Linked DNA regions of Mus musculus: region 1 is linked to region 2. The links are chromatin loops, found by intact Hi-C in ENCODE. Cell type or tissue: left cerebral cortex. All regions are shown on one strand.

What was found. A loop is a pair of places that touch in the nucleus more often than their neighbours do. Peaks named below come from ENCODE experiments on the same cell type or tissue, not always from the same donor. Only the 100,000 strongest peaks of a DNase experiment are listed, where the experiment ranks them.
Region 1: a loop joins it to region 2, with 4 times the contacts of the local background. A loop is called at or near these places in 6 of 42 quality-filtered maps.

What each region holds. Positions count from the first base shown.
Region 1 is chr12:100,925,026-100,927,525 of GRCm38, reverse strand. The region is part of intron 25 of Ccdc88c (coiled-coil domain containing 88C); the gene reads left to right. Among named protein-coding and RNA genes, the nearest start is that of A630072L19Rik, 12 kb to the left of the region's middle. In left cerebral cortex, a CTCF peak has its summit at 1,097 (motif pointing right); a DNase peak (open chromatin) is centred at 1,101.
Region 2 is chr12:100,164,791-100,167,290 of GRCm38, reverse strand. No RefSeq gene overlaps it. Among named protein-coding and RNA genes, the nearest start is that of Nrde2, 6.4 kb to the right of the region's middle. In left cerebral cortex, a CTCF peak has its summit at 944; DNase peaks (open chromatin) are centred at 180 and 894; H3K27ac peaks cover 498 bases.

The DNA.
Region 1 (2,500 bases), 760 kb before region 2:
AGCATTTATCTATTATTATAGAACTTTCTGAATGTACGTCAGGGAGTCCAGTGCTCTTGGGGTGACGGGATGTTGAGTAACAGGTGCCCTCTGTGTGGGTGAGGTCACATTCACCACTACAGGTGGTGACGTCGTCAGCTCTGAGGACGCACGCACCCGTCAGTTACATCTCTGTTGTGGGGTCGGGAGAAGGTGAAAGGTGTGTCAGCGCTGAGGCAGCAGTGAACTGTGACATTTGAGACAGGATCTCCAATGATGAGGTGCTGTAGGTCTGTCTTATCTGAACTCACTGCATAACCCAGACAGACCATGAGCTAGTGACAATCCTCCTGCCTCCGTCCTGGGACTACAGGTGAGAGCAGCCACACCCAGACCTTAACTGCCTCTAGACATTACCTTAACATTTCTTACAACCAGAGAGGGCCTGTTACCTCTGGCTTCCATACTGGCAATATTTTAATGTTTCCCACTTAAGACTGTATTGTTCTTACAGTTAACTGAATTTGCTATGTTCAGTTTAACTGAGTTAAGAAAACTTTCAAAAGCTCTGATACGGTGGCACATTCCTTTAGTCCCAGCACTCTGGCGGCAGATCTCTGAATTGGAGGCCAACCTAGTAGTCTACAGAGGGAGTTCCAGGACAGCCAGAGATACACAGAGAAACCCCACCTTGAGGGGTGGGGGTGCAGTGACAGCAAGAAAGAAAACTTAGGAGGAGTGTCTACCTGGTGCAGACTGCCACTGGGGGCTGAGTACCCTTTGAAATACTTTACAAGCCTTGTGTCCCTTCTAATCCATAACAACCCATGAAGTGGGCATCAATCACTGCTGTCCATTTTTTATTATTTATTTAGTTTTTAGAAGGTGGTCTTGTGAAGGGAACTCCGGTAGTATTTCTTTGAACACCAAGAAAGTAAAACTGATACAGTAATAGAGATCCAAGCCCAGGTGTCTCAGCCTCAGGCTCCTAAGAGGGCACTCCCTTCAGTGAAAGCAGCTTGGGTCCCTGCACATTCCACATAGTCAGGCTGTGGAGTTTTGTTTAATGCCTCCCTCAGCCGTGGTCAGTATCTAGAACCCTTATTCTGTAATGTGGGATGTGACCACTAGGTGGTGGTATAGCAAAAGACATAGAAAGTCTGGTCTCTAATCCTAAACCAGAAATCTGTTGGCTCACTTGATAAATACTACTACTGAAAGGTATGTTCAGAAGCTTAGATGAGTCGTCTGCTTTGTGGGGTCTCTGCTTTAAAGGCCAAGGAAGGGTGGGGGCGGGGAGGGGGGGTCCGAAGGGAAATAATTCTTCCAGGTCTTAGGAGGTTGGGGTATGAAAAAGACATTATAGTGTTTTTAAATACATCTAGCCAAGGAGGTGATTTTAGAATTACAGACTGTTGGTAGGTGTTTCGGGTAGACTGTATCCTGACAGCGGGCCAGCCTGTCATTAGGTGTGTCCGGTGTCCTGGAGTGGGAACGGCAGCTGTATGTGAGCTGAGTGAGTAGTCAGGGAGCCTGTCATTAAAATGGCTGAGTAAGAGATGCTGGCTGCAGCCTTAATGAGCATTCTTATTCAATAATTTAACACACTGAAATTGAAAAATCCTCCAAACCAGTGGCTCCTGGGGCATTGTGCAGCTCTCCTGTTGTGCTTCGTGAGTAATGGTTGGCACCAGGGCGCCACTAAATTAAATTGAGTCAGCGCCTAAATGGTTCTGGCCTGGGTATCAGGCGTAGGTTGGCCAGGATTCCGCTTCCCTAAATACGTTTTGCTGACTTAGACTCATTTGTAATTATTGTTCATTTCATTTGTGTTTTTTTTTCTTCCTCTTTTCTCTCTCTCTCTTTTTCCTTCCTGTCACAATGATAACAATTTAGCATTCCAGCGCAAAAAGAGTCCTTTTTTGAGAAGCAAAAGCAAGGACAAAGACAAGTCTCCATTGGTCCATCCAGCTCTCTCTAAACGCCTGCGGTTCTGGTCTTCCTCTGACATCCCATCCTCCCCTAACGAGTCTGCCTCTTTCTCAGACATTGGGGATTTCTGATCCCCTCCTTTACCATGTGTCTACATCATGTGTCCCTCCTTCATTTCAAAATTCAACCAACAACCAAAAGAAGTTAGTCCCTAAAGGCCACTCGGTCCCTAGCGGACCCCTGTCCCTCCCCCAGTTCCAAAGTAGCCACCGTGGATTCTGATTGCAAACTAGAAGATGACCTGTCATGTTTCCTGGACTGGTGCTTCGGCACAGCACAGTAGTAGGGGACCCCCGGGATGTACGTGCAGTAACTTGTCCTTGGGCCAGGAGATTCATGCTAAGTAAGTGACGTGACCTCATGCTCCGCCCCCTCCCGCATCTGCAAGCTTCTCTCGTGCCCTTGTGCAAAGCGGAAGTGGCCAGTTGTCGCTATGCTTCCTAAAATGCCCACCGGCGGGTGAGCCACCTTTCTAAAGATTTACTTGTAAGCAGCTGAACCTTGTCCCCTCTCTTTGTCAGAGCAGAGT
Region 2 (2,500 bases):
CCATGATCAGCATCTTCTGTAGAATCCCCCACAGATTATGCAGACATATGCTGTAGGGATGGCAGAAGCTGGAATCGGCGGCTTGGTGTTCTTGAGAGACATTGAAAACCTGCTCCCATGAATCAGTTAACTAAACATCTGAGGCTTGTGAACAAGCACCGGGCAGGCTTCCATCTTCCATGCCGCCTTTTAATCTACCAAGGAAAGATCTGGTTCTTCCGGCCCAAGCCACTCAAGCTGCGTGATGAAGGTCCGATGACGTCAGCATCAATAATGAGGCAGAGGATTGCTTTTATGCTGGAATAACAGTCACTATCACATGATTTTTCACTGCTGAGGTCTTTGACTTTGAAAGTCCTGATTTGAGATCTGGCTTCTTACCTTTTAAAAAGAACATATGAATCAAGAGCTGGAGAGGTGGCTCAGAGGTTAAGAGTGAAGGACCTGTGTTCCGGTCCCAGTACCCACGTCAGCTGGCTGGCAAACACCTGTAACTCTGCTCCAAGGGACTTGGTACCTCTGGCTTCGGCTGACACCTGCATTCACATGCACCCCCCCCCACACACACACACAAAGGGCTGCAAATTTGGGGATCCTAACACCTGCCTGGATTCAATAATTTGCTAGAAAATCTTGCAGGATTCAGAAAGTGGCCTCTGTAGTTGGCTGGCTGTGTCCTAGGTATTACAAGTAGTCTGGATGGATTCAAAGAATACCAAAGGATGTGTGTAGGTTATGTGGAAATGGCATATACATCCTAAGTGGGACTTCCATTGTTTTTTATATCCATGGAGAGTCTGGAGCCAATCTCTCATGCATATTCATGACTGTGTCTACTCTTACAGTCTTATTACAAATGTTAGACGTCAGGATCAGCCAAATGAGAAGACTCAGAGGGTGAGTTTTGTCAGGGTCCCTAACATGGAGCTTGTGTGCCCCCTTCCTGTGGAATTGAGATGTACCATTCCTGCCGCAGCAGCTTCTGCCTGCTTAGGAAGCTCAGTCAGCCGTATTCTGGAAGTTTCTTGGCTTATTGTTCATTTGGTTTTTTCATTACTCAGACATGATGGGAGTCAGTCTCCAGTAACCTCTTCAGTGCAAGCCCATAGCTGGTCTTCCTGGAATGGCCTCCTTCCCCCTCCCAGGATGTTGTTAGCTTAAACTTAGCTACGATCAAGGCCTACCTATTCTCCCATCTTATTACTTGGGAATTTGAAGGGTTTAATGTTTCTTCCCCCTAGGGGCAACAAATATTTATTTATTCATTCATTCATTCATTTATTATTTTTGTTTTTATTATTTATTATTTTTAAGGTATGTGTATGAATATTCTGCCTGCATACATACAGGCGTGCCCAGAGAGACTAGAAGAGGATGTTGGACTCCCTGAAACTTGAATTACAGATGGTTGTGAGCTGCCATGTACATGCTGGGAATTGAATTCCTGTCCTCTGGAAGAGCAGCCAGTGCTCTTAACCACTGAGCCATCTCTCAAGCCCCTACACTCTCTGTTATACAGCGTCAGGAGTATCTAGGCCCTCCTCCCGGCTATTCTTCCAGGCTTTTACAGCCCCTCTCGTGTCACCTCAGCCACAGTCTGCCCTGAGGACCCTTGAGCACACTTGAAATTTTGCACACACCATTTCCTCATTTGTCTTTTTCATTTACCTATTTAGTAAATGCCTCACAATTTAAGACCCAGTTAAATGGCTCTTCCTCTGTAGAGTCTTCCAGAGGGGTGGTCCGTTTCTACCTCTCCCGTGCTGCTTTTAAACTGTTGTTTATTCATAGATGTCATAGAAACACTATAGGTCATCGCAGTTTTGGACTAAGCTTCTGCATTGCCCCCCAGAGGACTAAACCAAGAATCAAAATGGAGTCATGTGTGCTAAAACACTGTACCATCAAACTCAAGTGTGCCTCTGAAGACTTAGTCAGGAGGAGATCAGATTTCCAGTTTCAATTCATGCGACCACAACACTTGCGCTGTTTTGATCTTTACCAACAAAGGAATCTGAAACTAACCTGATGTGGAGCAGACAGTGGCTTCTGTCTTTCTGATACTCTGAAGTTGTTGGTCTTAATTTCTGCTTCTTTCCATAGTTTTCTGTTTGCAAAACCAGGTGCCTCTCTTGGCGCACTGGAATGCCCACTTCATTTTCTAAGGTGAAATGTTACCTGATTCCACAATTGCAAATGAGGTGTTCAATAGAAATGTATCACGAGTTTGTCTTCTGACGAGGACCATCTTTGCACTTCACTCTTCAGGCCAGGACTTCCTGTGGAGAAGCCTCTGCGTGCTATTGGCTGTAGTCAGAACCTTTGTGGAATGTATATGCAGAGTGCTATTGGCTGCAGTCAGAACCTTTCTGGAATGTATATACAGAGCCTCAGGTTTATTACTTGAAATTGTTTGTCTTTGAGGAAGTCTCATCTTACTGTCCTTGGTTGTGCATTTTATCACTTAGGGCACCAGGGAAGCAACCATCCATCACTTCAG